Regions from separate parts of the Homo sapiens genome. Here region 2 is linked to region 1. The links are chromatin contacts, found by Hi-C or POLR2A ChIA-PET in ENCODE. All regions are on one chromosome and are shown on one strand. Each heading gives the region's core, a stretch centred on a gene start or an enhancer-like site at or near the end of the contact. The rest is flanking DNA. Distances are from core to core; before and after follow the strand shown.

Evidence for each region. A loop is a pair of places that touch in the nucleus more often than their neighbours do. ChIA-PET counts read pairs that join two places held with the same protein, here RNA polymerase II (POLR2A). Pooled maps may share reads with other maps.
Region 2: a map of psoas muscle shows a loop between it and region 1 (2.2-fold over the local background). The contact joins the enhancer-like site here to the promoter of ABLIM2 in region 1. A Hi-C loop is called at or near these places in 7 of 168 maps with a recorded cell type or tissue (OCI-LY7, cardiac septum, endothelial cell of hepatic sinusoid and 3 more) and 6 of 50 pooled maps. POLR2A ChIA-PET finds 5 or more read pairs at or near these places in 5 of 52 experiments (H1, OCI-LY7, SK-N-SH and 2 more).

Annotation. Positions count from the first base shown.
Region 1 is chr4:8,157,039-8,160,615 of GRCh38, reverse strand. ABLIM2 (actin binding LIM protein family member 2) reads left to right here and starts at 1,803. Exons shown (of 21, transcript NM_001130083.2): 1 at 1,803-1,936. The coding sequence starts at 1,927. RefSeq lists silencers at 1,197-1,256, 1,597-2,086.
Region 2 is chr4:8,118,611-8,122,172 of GRCh38, reverse strand. The region is part of intron 1 of ABLIM2 (actin binding LIM protein family member 2); the gene reads left to right. Among named protein-coding and RNA genes, the nearest start is that of ABLIM2, 38 kb to the left of the region's middle. Within about 2 kb of position 1,517, at least 2 of the 41 ENCODE cell types and tissues checked have a DNase peak (open chromatin) inside an H3K27ac peak, as active enhancers do; they include gastrocnemius medialis, where a contact is called at or near this core.

The DNA of each region.
Region 1 (3,577 bases), core at 554-3,053:
GGGCCTTGGTTTCTGCCCTTGTGAAAGAAGATGTTGGAACCACATGGCCCCGAGGCCCTTCCAGGTTGAGAACTGTTAAGGCTCCCCAGCCCCTTGTCCTGGGCTCTGGAACCAGTCTGGAATGGGGCACCCACATCCACCCTCTGGCTCACAGGGTCTTGGCAGAGAGGTGTGAGGGCTCCCTGCCGTCCTCACCAGGCTGTGTGGGGGAAATCATGGCACCCCTGGGAGGTTCTCAGGAGCCTTTGGAAACAGAGGGAGGAAACAGAGGCTGCGGGGGAGCCTGACCGAGAGCTCCTTAGAGGGCAAGTGGCAGCAGGGTGTACCTACGGCAGGTGGGTGCCTGGCCTACCTCTCAGGCTATGATCCAGGAGTGCCAGGTGCCAGCACTCTCCCCTCCCCTCTATCCTTCTCTCCGTTTATTCAACAGATATTTGCAGACTGCCTGCTCTGTGCCAGGCCCTATGTTAGCCACAGAGAATAATAATAGCAAAGCAAAGACATTTATTGATCTCAACTCACACTGGGTCATGGCACACATTAGTTCACTGATCCTTAGATCTGGCGCCCCCTCAATTACATGGCACAAGATCCCAGTGGACTGGCATGGGAACCCTGCGGCTGCGGGCAGAATCACCTAGCTGGGCCTCCTGGATTTCTAGGGTGTGTGGGGCTTGGCTGGTTCCCCAGGACTTCAGCTCCCCCACTGAGCCACTGTACTCCTGGCCTCCCATCCTGGCCCCTCTTGGGGGAGATGGCTGCTGCTGAGGGAGGGGGAGGAGTACCTGCTCCTGCCTCAGTGTTCCATTCAGTCTACATTTTCTGTGCCCAATCTTCTTCCACTTGTTGAAAGCATCTCCAAACAGCCCTGGCCCAAGCCAAAAGTCCTTGGCCTCTCTCTCCATGCCAGGTTCCCGCGATTCTGCATCCTAAATGCTCCTCCAGCCCAGGCCCTCCGCGCCTGGTGGGCATCCTTGTGTTTGCCGGCTCCTCCCGACCTCTCTGCAGCTCGCCTTTTGTCGCACCAGGCACACAGTGGGGACCCCTGCTCCTCCCCGTTCCCTGACTCCCTCTCCTGCACCCGCGTCCAGGCCCTGTGCTGGGCGCCTGATGTCACAGGGTAGCCGGTCACCGTGGAGGCTGGGGCCGGGGACTGCGCCGAAGTGAGCCGCGCCACCTCTCCCGGTGCACCCCCCAGCTGGGCGCCAGCCGGCGAGGAGCGACGGGAGCCTGGGGTGGGTGGCGAGGCGCGGACAGCCCAAGCCCGGAGGCAGGAAACCTGCGCACGAATCCCCACCAGTGCAAGCCTCGCCGACGGATGCGGGCTAATCCTGCCCGAGCACCGCCCCCGCCTCAGTTTCCCTCTCTGTAAACTGGTAAAGAAGAGTTGGCCCAGAAGGTCTTCAGGCGCCTTGTAGCTCGACTACTCAAGAAGAGCTGCACCAAGCTCGCTTTTCCCTGCGCCGCTCTCCTAGCGACTCCCGGATTCCGTGAGCGGCAGTCCCCACGTCGCCCCTCAGGCCGTGGCGACAGCTCTGCAGAGATCTAAGAACGATTGCGAAAGGCCTCAGCCGCCGTCGCCCGTCTGCGCCTGCGCTGGCCGCGAAGCGTGCTGGGACTTGTAGTCCGATCGCCCCGCAGCTGGGGAGCCAGGCGGAGCGGTGGCGTCGAGGTGCCTACACTTCCCAGGGTGCTCCCGGGCGGCAGCGGGGGCGCGGGGCGGGGCCGCCAGGAGGGGCGTGAGAGTGGGCGTGGCACGGGCGTGGCCTGCGCGCCGTGGGGCTGCGGCGGCGCTGCCTGGCGTGTGCGCAAGGAGCGGGCGCGGAGCCGGCGGGCGGGCGGAGGATAGCGCGGGCGCGGCACCTGCGGGCCCGAGGGTCTGGCTGTCGCAGCGCCGGGCCGCCCCGACTCCGAGCGGCTGCTGAGATGAGTGCAGGTGGGTGCTGGGGACCGAGGGACCAACGGGTCCCCGCGCTGGCTCGCGGCGCCGCAAGGGCTGGGTGGCATTCGGAGGCTGCACCTGCAACGCCGGGGAAAATCACCCAGCGGCTCCACCCAACTTTTGCTCCAGGATTTTGCAGCCCCGAGGGGCCAGAGCGCAGCCCTCTGCCCTGCGCCCGGAGCGCGTAGCTCAGTGGCGCGGGCCGGGGATCCTTTCCCAGCGCGCCGGCCGGCGTGGCTGCGCCAGGATGTCTGGAAGGCGCCCCTTCTTTGCTTCTCACGGGGGTCCGGGTTGTTCCAGGCTGCAGAAAGCGGTCAGGGTCCGCGCGGGGGCCTGGGGTCCGGGCGAAGGGCCGGGGCCCCAGCAGACCTAGGCACGCAGAGGTGAGATGATAGGCGGGGCTTTGCAGCTGGGGGCGCCGCCCTTGCGCCGCTCTGGCAGCGCCTGGGTTGGGGGCGTCAGGCCGACCCTCGGCGCCCAGGACTCTCCGCAGCAGATCTGGGGACCCGGAGCCCGCATGTGTCAGACCCGGCCCCGACCCGATCTCTGCGCGTCTCCAGCCCCTCGCCCCTGCGCGTCGCACCCCTGCCTTTCCCGCCGCACCCACCCTCCGGGATCTGACAGCCTCTGTGCGGGGCTGGAAAAATCCCACAGCGCTGGAGCCCAGCCGCGCCTTGTGCTGTTGGGGAAACTGAGACCTAGAACTGGAGCCCTTGGCGGTGAGCCCTGGAGGCGGCCTGAGGATGCCCGGATCTGAGAGCCTCCTGGGGCCCGCACCGGGCTGAGGGCTTGTCGTTGCATTCCCGGCAGGGAAGGGCTGTCACCCCATTTTTCAGGGTGTGACCCGAGGCGCACCAGGCTTGAGTCACTTGCTTGGCTCAGGAAGGGGGGGCGGGGATTCGAACCCCGGGCTCACTGACTCTTGTGCTCTTTCCTCTAAGCCTGTCGCGCCAGGGACTGCAGTATGGCCCTTGGCCATGGTGCAGAAACCAATGGGGACAGCCGCTTCCCCTGAGGGAGATCGGACTGGGGAGAGAATGTGAATTTAGTAAGAGCTTCCTGTGGGCTGTAGGCCTAGAAGGGGGCGGGGGCTAAGGGCCAGGGACTCCCCTCCCTGGGGAGATTGTCTCCCTCCCCCTCCAATCCAAGGAAGGAGGGACGGCGTTGCCGGGAGCCTTTGGGAGTAGCTGAGAGCAATGGCAGGCGGTTGGGGAGGTCAGAGGCAGAACCCTTTGGAAGAGGATTTCTGAAATGGCCAACCTAGTTATCTGGGAGTGGCTGGGGAGCAGGGCACCCTGAGACTTGGCAGAACCTCCAGACACATTTATCTAATGGCAGGTGGGGATAATGGCTGGGTGCACACAGAGTAATTTTATGCTTCTTGTGGCCATAATTGATACCTGTGGTCCCCCCTGTCATCAGGGAGAGCCTCAGAAGCAGTGCTGGCATCTCTCCTCTGCATCTGACGAGAAGGGGTGTGGGGGCACTGGGGCAGTTGGGGGCAGAGACTGGGGTTTGAACCATGGTGACTGCCTGGTGGTCTTAGGCATAGGTGGCACCTTCCAGAGCTTGGCTTCCTGACCTGTAAGAGCAGTAGCATTGGTTGCCTGGAGGGGACAAGGTACAACATGAAGA
Region 2 (3,562 bases), core at 268-2,767, 38 kb after region 1:
GTGGCCCCATCTTCAAAGGCCTGGGGAGGAGTGGGTTGCAGCTGAGGTGTGGCCAGTATATGCTTGGGGGCATATTGTCAGGTCCCCTAGCCTGCCAGGTCCCTGCACTGGGGACATGTACCACAGCAGCTGCCTGGAGAGAGAGTGGGGTCCCTGGTGGGACTAGCTCAGCCCCTCAGCTCCTCCCAGAGAGGGAGTTGAGAGCTGGCTTGAGGTCTGGGCAGGTCTGGGTCCGGTGCCCAACTGTGTGGTTTTGCCATTTGCAGCTCTGTGACCTGGGTTGTGGGTGGAGGTGCTGAGTGCAGTCCCTGGTGTTTGCCTGGACACAGGAACTGAAAGATGATGTGACATGGGTTATTCATCATCACCCCCCCATCCACTGGACAGTGCCCTGCAGTCACTCAGCGCATTTCCTGTTTCCTATTAGATTTGAGAAATATTCACTGGGCATCTGCTGTACGCTGAAGGCCTAGAGGAGGTCACCTGTTGGACCAGCGTGGCCACTCTGGCTCAAGGCAATGAGACCCTGGGGGACAAGCCCTGGGCTGGGAGCCTGCAGACCCGAGCCTTGGTGTTGGCCTGGCCACAGACTTGCTGCGTGACCTGGGCTGGGCCGCCCTGTCTGCCTCTGTGTGGGGGGTGGCAGGGGAGTCAGTGTACATGCTCTGAGCCCTGACCCTCCGGGACACCTCCCATGAGCTCCTCAGATGCTCCTCGCTCTGGAACGGCTGCACTCTTCTGGTGATGGAATAACACCCTCCAGGAATGTGGGTGCCGGGGGCGCCTGGGCCAGCGACTGGAGGCCTGGAGAGTCCTGGAAGCAGCAGGAGCTGGGCTGGCGTCTGCCCGGAGCCCACAGCCAGCCTGAGCGGGGGTGGCTGCCCAGTACCGTCTCTCCCAGCTCTGCCCCTGGAAGGAAGCCCCCACCTGACACTCACACAAACTCCTGCCAGCCCCGTGTGGTCACCGTCACATCACCGTTCTCCAAAAGCCCAGCCTTGGGTAGGATCAGTGTCCCACTTTGCAGATGGAAAACAGGCTCGGGGAAGTGACCAGGGAGCCAGCCAGTCCCCAGCTGGGCTCTGAGGCCAGCTCTGGCTCTTCCCACCTGCAGGGATGGCGTGTGGACAGGCCCCCACTTACCATGATTGGACTATCGTTTTTTGATTTTATAATGTTGCAAAAACAATATGCATTCAGTAGAAACCATACTTTGAATTTTGAATTTCGATCTTTCTCTGAGCTAGCAATCTGCGGTACAGTACTCTTACGTGAGACGGTCAACATTGTATTATAAAACAGGCTTTGCGTTAGATGTGTGTGCCCAGCTGTAGGCTGGCGTAGGTGTTCTGAGCATGTTTCCGGTAGGCTGGGCTGAGCTGTGATGGTCGCTAGGTTAGGTGAAGTCAGTGAAGTCTCAACTTAGTGATGTCACGAGCTTGCCCCGGGTTCATCAGGACGGACCTGCACTGTAAGCTGAGAAGTGCTCCTGCTGGTTTCCCATGCTCCCACGACAGAGCACACAGATGGGGGCTGGACTGGCAGATGTGCATCCTCCCACAGTTCTGGAGGCCAGAAGTCCCAGATCAAGGTGCGGGCAGGGCTGGCTCCTTCTGAGGCTGCAAGGAAGGACCCGTCCCAGGGCCCCTCTCCTGGCATCTAAGTCGCCATCTTCTCCCGCGTCTTCATGTTGGGTTCCCTCTGGTTTCCCATGCTGCCACGACAAAACACACAGACGGGGGATTGTCTGGGGTTGTCTCTGTGTCCACATTTCCCCTTTTTCTGACACCAGTCAGACTGGATGAGGACCCACCCTCCAGATCACCTTGCTTTACCATAACGACACCTTTGAAGGCCCCGTCTCCGAACACAGTCACTTGCCGAGGTCCGGGGGTTAGGACTTCAACGTGGGCATCTGGGGGTCCCGGTTCAGCCCACAGAGATGGCTCGAGCTCCCCGCTGGCACCGCTCTTGCTTCCTGCCACGTCCTCTTCTGGGAGGAAGGGGCAGCGTGGCCGCTGGGCTGTTTTTCTCTTCCTGCCTCCCAGAGGAGAGGCTCCTCTCAGGCTCTGGGGGCCGCCAGGGACCCTGCCGCCCGACGTCTGTGCCTGTCGCTCTGTGAACAGAGCCTATTTGTGGCCAAGAGTGACTTTGTCCTCATGGACCCCTGCCTCAAAATAGGGAAATCACAGGGATTTCATGCCGGAAGGAGCTGTAGGACACCTCCACCCGCAGGACTTGAGCACGCACCCCAGATCTGAGCGGAGGCGAAGGGTCTGCTCTTCCCACTGGGCTGGGAACCCCTCCCCTGACCCCTTAGGCTCACTCAGGGCTAGTGGAGTTTCAGCCTCGCAAAAGCCCCAACTTCACAAAGGGTCCAAGCAACCAAGCCCTCGAGCCAGGGCCCAAGAGGAAATTGTTTGTTTGATTGTTTGTTTGTTTTTTAAAAGACAGTGTCACTGTTATTTGCAGCACTGTGCAAAGTATCAAGAAAATGGAATCATTTTCTTTGGTGATTTTAAGATTGTTTAGTAAGAAGGAAGCCCAGTCTGGGCACGGTGGCTCACGCCTATAATCCCAGCACTTTGGGAGACCCAGGTGGGCGGATCATGAGGTCAGGCGTTCAAGACCAGCCTGACCAACATGGTGAAACCCCATCTCTACTAGAAATACAAAAATTATCCCGGTGTGGTGGCACGCACCTATAATCCCAGCTACTCAGGAGGCTAAGGGAGGCAAATCACTTGAACCCATGAAGCGGAGGTTGCACTGAGCCAAGATCATGCCACTGCACTCCAGCCTGGGCAACAGAGCGAGACTCTGTCTCAAAAAAAAAAAAAAAAAAAAAGAAGGAAGCCCGAGACCTGTGCCACAAGACTACACGCCCTCTCCAGCCTCCTTTGGGCTTCTAGATCCTTCCATACCCAGCATCCCCAACTCACCTCACCTCAGAAGTGAGATTGGGGCTCTCTTCAGCCCCACACCCCACCCTGAGACACGTTTGAGACCAGTGATCGTGCCAGGACAAAAGTGTCCTGGGACAGCCTGAGGCTTGCTGGGCCACTTGTTCCCCAGGCCCAGCACAGGTCTCTAGAGGATCCCTGGCACCATGGGACTGTAGACAAAGCCAGAGGCTTGTCCTGTTTCAGAGAGGTGCCCTGACTTGCTCAAGGTCACCCCATCAGTGGGCCCAGGTGGACAACAGACAGATCCCCTCACCTGGTGAGCTTTTGCGTCTGTAAAATAAGGACAATTTTCTTAAAGTTAGGGTGCAAAGAAGGGCGCTTAGGTCCTGAAGCCTCCAGTGCAGAGCTCAGCACAAGAGTGAATCATTGTCTGTGAATACGCTGTCGGTACAGAGGGGGCATTTGACGTGGGCCTGGAAGGACAAGTAGGGTCTTCCCAGGTGAGATGGGCACACAGTGCTCCCCGGAGCAGGAATGGTGGGAGCCCAGGCTGGTGCCAGGACTATCGAGGACAACTTTGGGAAAGAGTGTGGGATCAGAGGGCAGTGAGGAAGTCAGGCAACCAGGTGGGTACCAGGCTTAGAGTGCTGGTTTAG